Regions from separate parts of the Homo sapiens genome. Here region 1 is linked to region 2. Evidence: chromatin loops called from intact Hi-C (ENCODE). Cell type or tissue: MCF 10A. All regions are shown on one strand. Each heading gives the region's core, and the rest is flanking DNA. Links, peaks and the distances in the headings are about the cores only.

What was found. A loop is a pair of places that touch in the nucleus more often than their neighbours do. Peaks named below come from ENCODE experiments on the same cell type or tissue, not always from the same donor. Only the 100,000 strongest peaks of a DNase experiment are listed, where the experiment ranks them.
Region 1: a loop joins it to region 2, with 6 times the contacts of the local background. A loop is called at or near these places in 3 of 110 quality-filtered maps.

What each region holds. Positions count from the first base shown.
Region 1 is chr2:117,532,297-117,540,643 of GRCh38, reverse strand. No RefSeq gene overlaps it. Among named protein-coding and RNA genes, the nearest start is that of DDX18, 280 kb to the left of the region's middle. In MCF 10A, for the core only: a CTCF peak has its summit at 4,342 (motif pointing right); no DNase peak of the experiment used is centred there.
Region 2 is chr2:116,743,296-116,751,642 of GRCh38, reverse strand. It overlaps the pseudogene MTCYBP39. Among named protein-coding and RNA genes, the nearest start is that of DDX18, 1.1 Mb to the left of the region's middle. In MCF 10A, for the core only: a CTCF peak has its summit at 4,392; no DNase peak of the experiment used is centred there.

The sequences.
Region 1 (8,347 bases), core at 170-8,169, 790 kb before region 2:
GCTATATAACTGAGATATCTTGAGTATGTATAAGAAAAATCATGGAACTCCAAAGAATTCAATAACTTTTTAAGGAAGTATCAGGGAAAATTCTACAATTACATTTTCTTGAAGGAGCGAGTGAACCATGACAGATGAACAAAAGAGGGAATGTTTTATAAAGAGAGACAGCAGCATATGCAAAATCAAAGAAATGTGAAAGCCCATGTAATTTATTAAAAAGGTAAATCATAAAAATAAGTTTTTAAAAGTTGAAATTTTGCAGCACTTGTAAAACAACGTACAAAGGACAGGACTACAGGAGAATGTGGGAAAATAGAAATTGGTTTTAGGATTATGAAACTTTACTGTTACTGCTAGTAAAATATAATTTGTTTTAAAAGTCTGAAGAAAATATGTTGACGAAATTGAATTCTTTAAAAGAGTAAGTTTTCTATTGGACTTTTCTCTGTTTTGGTTATTGTGCTTATCAGGAACAACCACACTGACACAATTTTAATATGATTGTAATAATTGAGGTTACCACATCCTTTAGCAAATTATTGCTATTCTGAATGTAGGTAGGAATTTTCTCCAAGTGTGAAAAGTCTGAACTCTTAATTATACACTTTCTCCTGATTGCTTCACCTTCATCCTTTGGAGTACCTTGAGAGAGCTTTCATCAATGCAAGGCTTAATTTTAGTCTAACCAAGCTGACCACCTGCATGTATACAACTGTGCCATTTCCTTGTTTTCATTGGTTGCAAATAGGACAGCAATGTTCTTTTCAATTTCAAATCTGAAGTCTGGTGTGAAGAGCAGATGAGGAGCTGAGAGATCTGGAGTTAATATCAGATCGTCTATTTAACATACTCTCTGTTTCAAGTTTCTTGTTTTAAGGGTGTAGTTTCCTTTGTGATAAAAATGGTACTAGCTTAACCTACTCCCACAGTGGTCATCAGGTTCAAATAAGATGATGCCTGTGAATGACCTTTAAAAAGTGTGGAGCACTAGACATGTTTGAGGTGGCTTTCATATTGATCAGGAAGCTGATTCGTAAATACAGGGATAAAATTGACACATTTAAATATGTTGGTGGTTTTGAGCAGTGGTTTCTTACATGACTAAATTTCATTGAATTAATTATCTTCAAGGTAAAAGTGAGTATGAAAGTTTCTACCATCATGATCAGGTTGTAATTTCTTTTTATAGTGTTTTTATTATCTAAATTGAGCTAGTATCAATATTTATGACAAAAGATGCAGATATTGATTTAAAGAGCAAACATTTGGAAGCCAGAATGGTATGCCTTATAATAGTAATAGATACTATTTATAGCACTTATTATGCATCAAACACTACAATAAATGCTTTACATGAATTAGCTCATTGAATATTCAGAATAACTCCATAGGTTAGATTCAATTTAGATTCATTTTATACACAGACTAAGGTCTAGAGAGGTTAAGTTGGTTCTTAACCAACCCTGTCTCACCTATACTCCTTACAGATGCAGTGTTGTGTAGGAGCATGGACCTGAATTTGAATCTCATCTTCACTACAAATTAGCTAAGTGACTTTGTGTGTTTTAGTTAAAATGTGTGAGAATCCTTTTCTTTTTTTTGAAATGAATTTTTTTAAAAGGTGAAAATATATGCTTACCAAAAGGTTGTGGTAAAGACCAAATGAGATTTGTGAAACATTTATTACAGGGCTTAGTACATTATAAATCCTAAATGAAAGGCAGTTCCCATTATGATTATCATTGTGGCCATTATTAATTTAAGGATGCTTTTAGTACTTGGTAGTATTACAAAAAGTAAAAGACAAAATTCCTTGCTGCAAGGTGTTTAAAATAAATTATTCTATAAGTTTTCCTTTAACCTGCCATCATTATTGCTGAGCGTAATCTATAATAAAAAATGTCAGTAACCTTAGTTCCAACTCATTAGCCTTTGTTTTGCCTCTAGCAATTATCAGCCTAGTTACTCCCATTTCCATTCTCACCTTCTCTTCTGGGCCTTCACATGACTGAGGCTTCAGTTCTTCCTTGATAGTGATTTTGGCTCTTCTTAAAGGTTGTGCTCTGGGGGACTCCTTTCTTCTACCCAGGCATATATCATTCCTCCTCGCCCCTTCTCTTTCCCTCTGCTTCCTAGAGGTAATCCATAATGTGATGTGGGTTAGTCAGAAAGAGAGGAATATGTCTCCTGAGAAAGTCCTTTTTGGTCTCAGAATTAGTGGATGCATACTGTGTACCAGACCCTGTGGAAATGGGTCATGTCTGCTTTGCAAACCACTGTTCAGAATTTGAGAGAGTACTTGGAGCATAGTTGATACCCATAAAACAGTTGCCGAATGCATGAATTTTCCAACTTTGTCTTTTATAACAACCCCAAGAGGTAGGTGTTGTTATCCATACTGTAATAAAATGTGCAAAATGAAGCTTGGAATCCTGAGGGAATGTGCGCAAGGTCACGTGGTAGCTGCTAAGAGGCTGTCTCCAGATTCTAATTTAAGCAATCTGACTCTGGTGCCTGCCACTCGATCACTACAAAACATGACCTCCCACGATGCCTTTGGGTCACTATTGGAAGTCTGTGAATTCTGAGAGTCAGACATGGCCATGGTTAGAGTTAAAAGTTAGATTGGACTGTACTGCTATGTTCAAGGGGAAAGTTGTGAAATCTGGCTTCCTGAATGCCTGTAGGCTTTAGAGTCAGCCGCACCTGGTCAGAGTTGAAAACTAGTCTGAGGTGCACTGCTGTGTGCAGAGGGCAGGCTGTGTTCTGTTGGGTGTGATGCCATGTAGTTTCCTACCCCATATCTTGTGCTGTTTTCCACCGATGCTTTGGTCATGACCTTTCATTACACTAATTGGAGATCATTTTATTACCAAATACCCTCCATCTCTAAAGTATGACTATGAAATTAAGGTTGACCCTCCTCAGCATCAGAAGGTCCTAGAACCACATTTAAAAATTCAGGAAGGATGACATCAGCAAGATGGCCCAGTAAAATCCCCTAATGCTTGTGACCCCAATGCCCCCTCCCTGGCAAATAAAGCCAAAACAACAAATAAACAGGTACATTTTGATGAAAATCACTAAAGGAGAGCACCAGAGTACATCAAAGAAGTCACAGAAACCTTGGTGAGCACAGAAGCTCAGAATAGCCGCATAGAGAATGAATGGAAACACCAGACCTCTACAACCCCATCCTCAAGCCCAGATCAGCTGGCAACCAGGAGGAATATCGCCCTTCAGCACAAAGGTAAGCATGAGGAATTGAGCATCCCCCATCTGCACCTTGGACAACTATAGTCCTGACCACTGGAGACGCCTGTAGTCCTCACAGGCACTAAGCCCAGCTAAAGAAGCTGCCTGGAATCCACGTGGCTGTACTCCTGCTAACGAAGGAGCCAACACTGTGCCCTGCCCCCTGTGGTCCATGTGCCTACTGCACTATATACTATTTTGGAAATTGAACTACTGCTGGAGTATGTTCTGCTCCAGGGGTGAGTAGCCAGGGCACCCTTTCATCCCTGAGTCTAAGCTGCCACAGAATCACCCTTTTCCTGTGTCCAGACATTCTTAAGCTGATCTATGAGCAGTTGTTACACCCTTCCCTGTGGGGGCCAAGTGGGCAGTAGAGCTGCTCCACCTACCCCTCCCAGTGGCAGCTATGTCCCATCCTCTTAAGCTGGAATTGAAGCTGTACACTGTCTCCTGGGGAAATGGTGCCTTGGGGCAGAGTCGCTTCTCAGTAGCTTCTGTGCCCTGCCCTCATGTGCCAGAGCTGAAGCAACACCTGACAATCAGGGGAAATGGTGCCTTGGCAACCCAGAGCAGTCATGCCCCCTGTGCCTGTGCTACATTGGTAGCCTGTCTCCTGGGAAAATTGTACGTTGCTGGGCCAGAGCAGTCACGCTTCCCCAGGCCTGAGCTGAAATGGCACGTTGATCCCTAAGAAATTAGTGAATTGGACAGTTGTGAATCCCTGGACAGGGCTGCTATAGTACCCTGCATCTCAGGGAAACAGAGCAGTGGCTAAGCTGAGACACCAACCCTTGCAGGCCAAAAAACTCTCATATCCTGCTTTCTTGGAACAGGACTAGCCTAGCCCTCTAGGGACTGAGGTGCTAAGAAACTTCTCTTAGCACCACTTAGGGAGTGGAATCATCACTGTGCTGCTCACCTTCGCCCAGGGTCTAAATGACAGCTGCAGTCCGCTGTTCTGGAGTCCTTGCTGCTGCTGCTCCTGCTTTCACAGAGTCTGGGATACTTTTCAGTCCCACTGTCCCAGGGTCTAGAATCACCACTAGATGGTGCCTTATCTCCTGGGACATTTTTTGACTCTGGTTCCCTGATTGCAGCTGTACCCTGCTCCCCAGGCCCAAACCTCCAGATCCTCTCTTCTTCCCTGAAGCTGAGCTAGTGCTGTGGCCTTCTCCCTAGGGTCATAATAACAGAGAAAAACTTGGACCCCTGACTGTGAGCTGCTGGAGCATGCTTCAGAGTCACAGATATTGGCTCTGTTGGAAGTTTACATCCAATCCTGCCACAGAGAGTGAACCTAAACCTCAAGACCCAGGTGCCACATTTGGTTTGTGAGACCTAAAGCCTAGGACCCCAGCTCCACAGGTATTATAAGTACCTGCACTTGAAACCCGGTGATGCTGTAGCTGCTTGTAGGCTGTGTCAGACTCAACACCAAGAAGGATCACCTTAGCTCAGTCTTTCCATTGTGGGAAAAATAAGAATAGAAGGGCCTCAAAACCTCTTGCCACTGAGGACTTTAACAATCTACATCCCCACCACTGCTGCTACAAACTTCGGCAGCCCAGGCCATTGAGTCACTCACAGTTATTGCTGAGGTTGATTGCAGCTGAAGAAGTTGCACAGTGACTATACCACTGTAACTATCCTAAAACAGAGTCACCACACCAACTGGTACACTAAAACCCAACTGCAAGTGAAAATCTTTCTTTACAAAAGCCACTCTATGAAGTTTGCAAGATAAACTATTCCACCAGATGCAAAGACATTGACACAGGAACACAAGAAACATGAAAAAGCAAGGACATATGACACTACCAAAGAAACACAGTAACTCTTCAGTAATAGACCTTAAATAACAGGAAATCTATGAGTTGCCAGAAAAGGAATTTAAAATAATGATCTTGAGGAAACTCAGTAAGATACAAGAGAATACAGACAGATAATTCAACAAAATCAGGAAATCAAATTCATAGTAAGAAACTTAACAAATAGATGGATATCATTAAAAAGAACCAAATAGAATTCCTGCCCCTGAAATATTTATGAATGAAATAAAAAATGCAAGAGAGCCCAGTCAAATTGGTGCACAAAATTAACCACCACAGATAAATTTGGTTTGTCTGTTTTTCATGTGCAGCACTATTTAGAATATGTCTTGTGCTAGTTTTAGCTACTCATTCATTCATTCATCCAGTTACTCATTTAGAACCTAAAAAATCCATTCTACTCATATTTGAAGTCTTGATCCTGCCACTTGTGTGACTATTAAGACTAAGTCCTAAGCTCTCTCGACCTATGTATTTGGCTGTTGCATTGCTCTAAATAAACACCTGAGACTGGGTAATTCATAAAGAACAGAGGTTTGGTTGGCTCATGGTTCTGCAGGCTATACAGAAATTATTGTGCTGGCATTTGCTCAGCCTTCAGGGAAGCCTCAGGAAGCTTACAGTCGCAGTGGAAGGCAAAGGGGAGCAGGCACATCACATGGCAAAACCAGAAACAAGCAAGGGAGAGTGGGGGAGGTGCCACACATTTTTAAAAAGAACAAAATCTCATGAGAACTCACTGTCATAAAGACAGCACCAAGCCATGATCCTCCTCCATGAGCCAAACACCTTCCACCAGGTCCCACCTCCAGCATTGAGGATTACAATTCAACATGAGATCTGAGCAGAAACAAATCTTCAAACTATATAGTTTTGCTCCTGGTCCCTCCCAAATCTCATGTCCTTCTCACATTGAAAAATACAATCTCGCTTTCTCAACAGCTCTCCAAAGTCTTAACTAATTCCAGCATTAACGCAGAAGTTCAAAGTCCAAAGTCTCACTGGATTCCATCTACCTTTGAGCCAATAAAATAAAAAAACAAGTTATTTACTTCCAAGAAACAATGGGGGTATATTCCCATTCCAAAAGAGAGAAATTGGCCGATAGAATGGGGCAACAGGCGCTATGTAGTTTCGAAACTCAGGTCAGTCATTAAATCTTAAAGCTCCTAAATAATCTCCTCTGACTCCATGTCTCACATCCAGGGCATACTGGTACAAATGGTGGGCTCCCAAGGTTTTGAGCAGCTCTGCCTTGTGGTCTTGGAGGGTACAGCCTCTGTGGCTGTTATCACAGGTTGCTGAGTGCCTGAAGCTTTCCCAGGTGCAAGGTGTAAGCTGGTGGTGGATCTACCATTCTCGAGTCTGGAGGATAGTGGTCCCCTTCTCACACGTCCACTAGTCACTGCCTCAGTGGGGAATCTGTGTAGGGCCTCCAACTCCACATTTTTCCTCTGCACTGCCCTAATAGAGGTTTTCTGTGGGGGCTTCACTCTTGCAGCAGGCTTCTGCCTGGACACCCAGACCTTTCCATACATCCTCTGAAATCAAGGTAGAGAATGCCAAGTCTCTTTTACTGTTGAATTCTGCACACAAGCAGGCTTAACACCACAGGACGCCACCAAGGCTTATGGCTTCCATTCTCAAAAGTGGAAGCTCAAACTGTACCTGAATCCCTTTGAGCCCCAGATGGACCTGAAGTGGCTGGATTGTGGAAAGCAATGTCCCAAGGCTGTGCAAGGCAGTGGGGCCCTGGGCATGATCCACAAAACCATTTTTGCTTCCTAGGCCTCCAGTTCTATGATGGGAAGGGCTGCCAAAAAGGTCTCTGAAATGCCTTTTTCCCATTGTCTTGGCCGTCAGCATTTGGCCTGCTTTTAGTTATGCAAATTTCTCTAGCAAGTGGTTACTCCTCAGCCTGCTTGAATTCTTCTAAAAAGCTTTTTCTTTCTCTGCCACAGGGACAGGATAAAAATTTTCCAAACTTTTATTCTCTGCTTTCGTTTTAAATACAAGTTTCAACTTTAAGTCATTCCTTTGCTCTAAAATATGAGTATAGGTTGTTACAAGCAGACAGGCCATATCTTGAATGCATTGCTGCTTAGAAATTTTTTTCTACCAGATACCCTAAATCATTACTCAGAAGTTCAAACTTCCACAGATCCCTAGCACAATGTAGCCAAGTTCTTTGTTAAGGCATAACATGCATGACCTTTGCTCCATTTTCCAATAAGTTCCTCATTTCCATCTGTGATCTCTTCAGCCTGGATTTCACTGTCCTTATCACTATCAGCATTTTGGTCACAACCATTTAACCAGTCTCTAGGAAGTTCCAAACGTTCCTTCATCTTTCCATCTTCTTCTGAGCCCTCCAAACTCTTCCAACCTCTGCCCGTTACCCAGTTCCAAAGCTGCTTCTACATTTTCAGGTATCTTTATAGCAATGCCCCACTCCTGGTACCAATTTACTGTATTAGGCCATTCTTGCATTGCTATAAAGAAATACCTGGGACTAGGTAATTTATAAAGAAAAGAGGTTTAATCAGGTTACAGTTCTGAAGGCTTTATAGAGAGCATGGTTTTCTCATCTGCTAGGCATTTAGGGAGGCCTCAGGAAGCTTACAATTATGGCAGAAGTTGATGTGGGAGCAGGCACATTTCATGGTGAAAGCAGAAGCAAGTGAGAGAGAGTGAGAGAGACAGAGTGAGGGAGGTACCACACACTTTTAAATGACTAGATCTCACAAGAATTCACTATCACAAAGACAGCACCAAGCTATAATCTGCCCCTGTGATCCAAACGCCTTCCACCAGGCCCCACTTGCAGCATTGGGAATTATAATTCAACATGTGATTTGGGCAGAGACAAATATTAACTTTGTTCCTTTATTTTAAAATGGAGATAATGGTAATATCTGTCTCATAGGGTTATTAGGACTAAATGAAATATATATATGTGTGTGTCTATATAGATATATATATACACACACTTAGAGTACTGCCTGTCAGATAGTGAGTATAGTGAGGGCTATATAAGTTTGCTATTCTTACCATCATAATTAACTCCCTCATTATTTGGTATTTTGTATGCCACGCACTATGCTATATACTAAATACAGAATGGAGGCCTTCTTGGACTTCACAGTTCATTAGAAGAAACAGGCATAAAATAAGTGATGATAGGAAAGTTTATGAGTCACAGGGCAAAGAATTATGAAGAGACATGGGAGCACAAACCAGATGGTTCTAATCAGAGCATA
Region 2 (8,347 bases), core at 283-8,282:
GACCACAGTATTGAATTGTAATACAAGGGCATTTTCATTTAAGTAGTTTATATTCAGTGGTATAAGGGTGAGGATGATAGAGAAGTACCTAATAGATGCTGTCTGTCCGATGGCAATAATAGGGTATTTGATGGGCTGTCCTCTGATTCATGTGAGTGTAAGTAGGTCAGCCACTAAGGTTCAGTATAGGCATTGAATTAATGGCTTGAATATTATGCTTTGTTGTTTAGACGTCCGAAGTACGGGAATAACTGCTAGAACGAGAATGGAGAATACAAGGGCCAGTACTCCTCTTAGTTTGTTAGGGATAGATTGTAAGATTGCATAGGCAAACGAAAAGTATCACTTTGGCTTAATGTGGGGTGGGGTATTGAGGGAGTTAGCTAAAGTGTAATTATCTGGGTCGCTCAGGAGGTCAGGCAAAAATAGTACTAGAGTTATTAGAAGGAGGAGGAGAAAAATTAAACCTAGAATATCTGGATTCTGTTTTTAATTCTCTGAATTAAAACAGTCTGAAGCCCACTAGCTTGGTGTGGTGCCTGAGACATCTCCCATGATCGCCTCTCATATCCTAAGTGAGTGTGTGTATCTTTGCTGCAGCTGTTAAGTGATACGTCTAGTAAATATTTCAAGCTTCCATTTTAGTGACAGGAATATTAATGGATCAAAATCATTGACAAATTCTCCCACTGCCTTTTTTTTCTAATTTGTTTTCTCTATAGCTTTGAGCATTTTGAAGTTCCGAGGGCCAATATCAGGGCATGGCTTAGGCCAGGGAAGCACAGCCAGGTATACCATGAAGTTGGCCTCGAATGTAGAAAAGCAGAAGAATATACTCTGAGCCTATGGGTGGTTCAACATGGTATGTCAGAATAGCAAAGTTCTAGGAGTTTGAAGCCAAACACCAGATAAACTTCACTGAAGTGTACTATGAGGGCTATGGATTCCTCTGAAACCTTTGGCAGAGAATTTGGGGATTAGGGGTATATTGAAGTTATTATTTTCATCAGAGACATGAGATCCTTGGAAGCACAACTTACCGTCATTACTGTGTACTCTTTAGTTCTGATTTTATTGCTGAGACTCAACATGTAAATCTTTTCCAACTTAACCTGATCCTACAATTATTGCTTGAGGCTACTTTTTACGGAAAGTTAACTATGATGATATTACACTAACTTCAAGTTTTAGCTCACAAAGTGATTGCCCACTTGGTTCCAGAGGTCAGATAAAACTAAACACTGAAATTACATTTAGAATATTATTTTAACTTCATTTGATTATAAGAGGGAAACTTTCTCTTGGAATCAGGAAATAAAGCTATAGAATAAAAAACTTTTATTTTTGTTTATTTTCAAGTAAAATAATAAGGGCAGTAGTGTTTCCTTATGACAGTGGCACTGTGATTTGGTTTCATACAAACTCATTTCATGCTGGGTTTCTGACAGTTTGACAGATTCTGTATCTTGCTTGAAAACATGAGCCTGTAGAGAGCCTTTTGATGGCATAGATACACCTTTCTCTGGGGAACATCATTCCTTTCAAGGCAGTTCCTGCTGGTGACCTACCATCAGTGTTTCTGCATTATATATGATTCTGGAGGGTGACTGAGATAAACCAGGGGGACATAGAAGAATTATACTGAGGGATCCAGAAGGCAGTAGGACCCTGGCATTCTGGAACCATGAGCAGACCTGGTGACACTTAAAAAAAAAAAAAAGAGGAGTAAGTCCGTAAGTCCTCATGCAGGCAGATCATAGTAGAAGGCATTGTCATTCTGATTCAACCAGCAAAGTCATACATACCAAGCAGAGCTTGTCTCAGTGACTATTAGGTTGATATGTACACATTTTCTGGAATAATATACACAATGAGATATATGAAAGATTATTTTAAAATGTGTTCCCATATAGAAATAAAAAGAAAAAGAGACAGAACTCCTGGAGATGATTCCTAGTGTCAGTCCTGATCACATATTACTGAAATAAGCTATTTGCCTATTTCCAAAATAAAATGCTAATTTCATTTAAATAGGAATTTTGTTTCATCACTCTCTGGATAATAACTCTGGCATACAGTAGGCAACCACAATACTGTTAGTTCACTGCTTAAGAAACAGAATATAGCACGTGAAATGTTTAAAGATAAATGATAAATTATTATTTGATAAATGATATGGAGATAAATAGTTCACTGTAAAAAAATTGGGTAGGATATTTTCCTTATATGAAAACAGATTTTAGCTAAATTAAAGATTTAAATAAAACATCATAGTATTACAATGTAATCAAAAAAAGGTCCAATTTGATTTTGCAATTCAGAAAGACTTCAGGGATTTCCTATGCATCAGAATACTGATAGAAACCTAATTGAAAAAAATAATACATTTGCATATAAATAAAAATGTAAATATTTTTGAAATTCTCATAATCCATAAGTAATAAACAATAAAGTAGAAAAATTATTATATATGGAAGATTAGTATATATGGAAGATCAAAGATGAATAGCCTCCATGATCAAAGATTAATAGCCCCAATTTAGAAATAACCTTTGTAAATTAATAAGTAGAGAAAATATCCTAATAGAAAAATGGGTAAGACATAATTTTCAAAAGAAGAAATACAAATGGTAAATACCTATGTAAAAAAACGTTTAACCACTGTAGTAATCAAGTAAATCCAATTTAAATAAATATTATTGTAGCTGAGAATGATGGTTTCCAGCTTCATCCATGTCCCTGCAAAGGACATGAACCCATCCTTTTTTATGGCTGGATAGTATTCCATGGTGTATATGTGCCACATTTTCTTAATCCAGTCTATCATTGTTGGACATTTGGGTTGGTTCCAAGTCTTTGCTATCTCAGCAAACTATCTCAAGCACAGAAAACCAAACACCGCATGTTCTCACTCATAGGTGGGAATTGAACAATGAGAAAACATGGACACAGGAAGGGGAACATCACACACAGGGGCCTGTTGTGGGGTTGGGGGAGGGAGGAGGGATAGCATTACGAGAAATGACGAGTTAATGGGTGCAGCACACCAACATGGCACATGTATACATATGTAACAAACCTGCACGTTGTGCACATGTACCCTAAAACTTAAAGTATAATAATAAAAAAAATAAAAATTATTGTAGCCTATTAAATTAGAAGAAAAGATAGATTATACACCAGATATCCAATAGTAGTAGGGGCACTATGACATATGTTCTCTAATCTGCCACTGGTTAAAATGCACCTTTTTGGAAGGCATTGCTCTATTATAGCAATTAGAAATTAAATTGTCTATAGCAAAAGCTGAAGGAGTCGTAATGTAAACTATTCTGGTGTTTTGTGCTCTCACATAATAGGAAAACTGGAGATGGAAAATCCAGGGATAGTACCCATCTCCATAAAATCATCTCTTCTCTCTCTCTTACATGCACTCCCTCCACCTGCATGCACATCCAGCCATTACTAGATTGCTATTCATTTTCCTGATGCAGTTGCTAGAACTCCAGTTCTGTGATGACATTCCTGTCTCCACATCCCAGTGTTACAGGTACAATAGAAGGATGTCAAAAAAGTCAGACTTTCATTAAAGAACTTTCCCCGACGTCCATCTTGAATTAGATCTCGCTGGATGGAACTCTGTCACGTAACATTCTGCAGGCAAGGGCATGTGAATGGCCACAAATCTTTTATAAGAGAGAATCAATTTGGGTAGGCAATCAGCAGACTCTGTCACAGCCTCAAAAATTCATACCGAACCCATCAATATCTCAATATCACTTGTAAGAATTAATCTTAGCCACTAGACACATGTAAAAAAATTATTTTACAAATACACTTATCGAAACAGTAGTTATGATAGTAAAAAAAATTGACACTATTCCATAAGAGAGGAACTGTTAATTTAATCAAGTTATGGTCACATTATTAATATACTAAAATAAGGTTTACAAATACTTCAGTAAATAAACCTAACAGTTAAACTATATATAATATTGTTGGGAAACAAAACACTTAAATCTCTATCTTTAGAAATTTATACATACATACAGTTTAACTAACTCATAAAAAATATTAGTGCTTATGACTGATTTGTGAGATTGTAGCCATTTTTATTTACTTTTGCTTATTTATATTTTCCAAATGTTAAAAAATTGCATGTTTTTAACATCAAAAAAACTAAGAATATATTTCTAATAAAACATAGTCAATATTTATAGCAGTTACTGTCAAATGGGAATTCTCCAACAATGGTGAGAATATAAGTTGGCCATTTTTTATGGAGGTATATTTGAGAAAATTTATCTATACTTTTATTTCATCTCATTTACCTTAGTGACAAACTGTTAATATTCTGTTCCGTAGTTACACAGCATCCTCTAGTGACAGGATCAGTTCTGCCCTCTCAGACAAATGGCCCAATAATTTTCTAACATCAAACATTTTATATATGATTTGCTCTTCTATTGTAAATAATTATATTTAACACTGTATGATGTAGTTGTACTTGAATTATTTGTGATAGAGGAAATATAATTTTTTGAAAAATCCATGAATTAAAAAATTTTAAACTCAAATTGCACTTTATTGCTTGCAAAATTAAAATATATTTAAAAATGGTAAAATATGTGGCAAAGTAGTTAGAAGGGAAATCATATTGAATGCACAATTGAACTTTAAAAGAATAATAGCTGAAAGGGAGTAATGATTAGGATAAATTTTTATGTTATTTAAATACTGAGAAATGAACATAAAATAATATAAGTGTGGAGTATACTTTCTAAAACTTTTATAAATTACTTATAGAAATATTTTCTTGGGTCTTTTTGCAAAGATATAAATATTAAAACATTAGGATTTAGAGAGCATGTCTTGTTCAACAAGAAGAGTATGTCTTGGTCTGTAAGAAATTATGAGACTCAGTAGTGTTATTAACAAGGATAGTACATGGTTTTAAACTTTTTCAAGTTGTTTCTGTGAGAAATTTATTCAAAAGACAATTATTGATATTTTATAGAAAAAAAATTAGCTGATGACAAAAGAAAATGGATCAAGCCTGCTTGCTTAAAAGAGTCATGGGCATACTGCCTGCCAATCTTTTCTATCACTTGGGAGAAACTCAACCTGAATCAAGTATTTGCTGTTAATACTAATTGCCTCCCATATTTCATATCCTACCTGTTGTAAATCTTAATTTTAAAATAAGAGGGTTTAAGAGTCAATACCCCATAAATACAATGATACATATTAATTATTCACCCAAGAGATAATGCTTCATAGGCCTGTGGAAATTCTGACTCCTCTTACTAACAGCCCAGGTGCCCAGGGATCTGTAGAGCACAGTTGCAAACCGTGTTCAGCCTCTCCTCCCTCTTTCATGCATTCAGATATCACCCTTAGGTATAATAAACTCAGGGCCTTCTGTAATTCCATAAATTTAGTAATCTAACAAATAGATTTGAGTGCACCTGTTAACAGAAGCATCAACCTGAAGCTTCTGGATTCTAAGTGAACATGATTAGAGACTGAGCACCGGTCTCCTCCTAGGAAGCTGTCTCAACCCATCCTCTCTCTCCATAGCATTCTCGTAGTAAGAGCTTCTCCAAACTGCAAACATCACTACACACAAAAAGAATTGCTCTCAGTGGCTTTTTAACAGAGAAGTTTGACTCATTTCCTTAGTAAAAGTGTTCTAAGAATAAAAAGAAATAAGATACTTTAAACTTTCATTAAGATTTTTTAGTAATATTGATATTATATGAAAACTATTTTTATGTTGTCTTATAAGTCAAATAAGTAATTATGTTAATTGTATTAAGATTCAATATTTGTTCATGTAATGGAAAGTTAAAAAATAAGTGAAATCATTGCAGTATTAAAGTTGAATTTTATTATTGTGAATTGGTGATTAAGAATCTCGATTTTTTTTTCATGTTATCCACTAGGAGTTTTATAGTTTTACATTTTGCATTTAGGCGTGTGACCCATTTTAAGTTAATTTTTTTGAAGAGTGTAAAGTTCGTGTCTAAATTCATTTTTATTTTTATTTTTTTTACATGTGGATGTCTAGTTGTTTTAGTCCCGTTTGTTGAAAAGACTATTTGACTCCTTGGTATTTTGCTTTTGCTCCTTTGTCAAAGATCAGTTCCCTATACGTAGGTGGATTTATTTCTGCTCTCTATTATGTTACGTTGATTCATTAGTCTATTATTTTACCAAAAAGACACTGTCTTGATTACTGTAGTTTTATAGTAAGTCTTGAAGTAGAGTCAGTTCTCTGACTTTACTCCTTCAATGTTGTGTTAGCTATTCTGAGTCTCTTGCCTCTCCGTATACACTTTAGAATCAGTTTGTTAATGTCCACAAAATATCTTGCTTGGGTTTCTATTGAGATTGCATTGACTCTATATAACAATTTTGGAAGAACTGACATCTTGAAAACATTAATCCATCTTCTGCATGAACATGAAGCATCTCTACATTTATTCAGCTTTTCTTTGGATTCTTTCATCAGATTTTGTAGTGGTTTAAAAAACTAATCCTGTACATATTTTGTTTAAGTTAAGCTAAGTATTTCGTTTTGAGGTCAGCATGAAGCAGCTTATCAATTTGGTATTACACTGCACAAATTACAAGATTTCAAGAACAAAAAATTAGTCAGTTGAAAAATCAACCAATGAAAATCCATGAGTCCAAAATTGAGAGAGAGAGAGAGAGAGAGAGGAAGGAAGGAAGGGAGGGAGGGAGGGAGGGAAGGAAGCTAGCTAAAAATTGCCATTTGAAGCAGCAATGAAACTAACCTACTCCTTTGAAAATTGGTAACTAACAGGAAAAGATAAAACATACATTTTAATTTTAAATTAGAAATTGCAATTGGCATAACCAACTAAACCCTGTTGACGATGAAAAGTTCTATTTTGGATAAGAATAACAGCTAATAAATGATAGAAAAAACAAATCACCATTCCACAATCCCCTCTAATGAAAATATTAACTCAGACAAGGATTATAAACTGATGTCAAAACTATTAGTCGTATAGTTAATGAGAGAACAGGAAATTGTATGGTGATATCAAAGTTATATCACATTTTAGCTTCTAGTTGCAAAGAGGGAAATGTGAATATACAGTTGAGGGGTCAGACTATCATGATCCTAATCAAGCAATGAGTCATCAATATTAATGACAAGACAAACCGTATGGTATGTGTTATCTGACAAGATGGAATATAAAGTGTACATTACCACTTAGGATGTGTTTTTCCAAACTTGCTTAACTTAAACATTTTAGCCATTATATCTAATTTTCATATTACAGGATCCACAAATGACAAACAACTTAAATGACACCGTAAAAAAGGAACCCCACAAATGTAGAAAAGTTGGCTTTTAGTAGGACCTCAAGCCAGGTCTTCTCAAAAAACAAGAGTAATTAAAAGTGACTCGCTAGGTAAATGCAGCTAAGGAAAAGTAAAAATCAAATGAAATATGTGCCTCTTGAATGGATTATCTTAAGACCAAACTGGTTGCAAGGACATATTGGAGACATTTGAGGAAATTTGCTCATACAACTTACTGTAATATAAGATAAAAACGTATTCTTTTGGAAGATGGAGATTATTAACTGAAGAAAGCCTATTATGAAATTGTATGTATAATTTCATTTTGGTAAAAAAATGGACATGCATATATAAGTAGAACAAGTATCTGCGAGGATATATCAAAAGGTAAGACAAACCTCTCTCAGATTGGATATGTGTTTTTAAATTTAAGTTTTTGTGATCTGTGGTCTCAAAATTTCTGCAAAACAGAAGTTGCTTTTGTAAAATGATACTATTTATTAAAAATAAAAATATCACCCCTATATGATACATTAGCCTATTAAGAAACCATTCGTATGATCTAAAGTGGTGACTAATGTCAGGCAAAGCAGATATCGTGACAAGCTGGATGATGATTATTTTGAGGGAATAGAAAGGGGGCCATTTGTGCATGTATAAAATCAATTCACAGCAAAACAAAGCAATGCAACAAAAACAACTCAATATAACTATGGCTGACACCAACAGTAGTTTTCTTGATGAATCCCTAAAGCAGAGAGGGTTCTTGGAACAATTTTGCTGAGGATGCCATCAAGTGCTAGAGGTTTGTCTGTGCACTTTTATCATGAATTTGAAAACTGCGCTACAACGCAAGTGAATCCTGACACCCTTTTGATGGTGACAGATCATGAAATATTCAGGATGGAGGCATCTCACCATCCCCCTCAGTCTCATTAACACTTTATGTTGGTTTTTATGACTTTCTGCATCTGGACAGCTTTGTGTTAATGGGAAGGAAACATCTGAA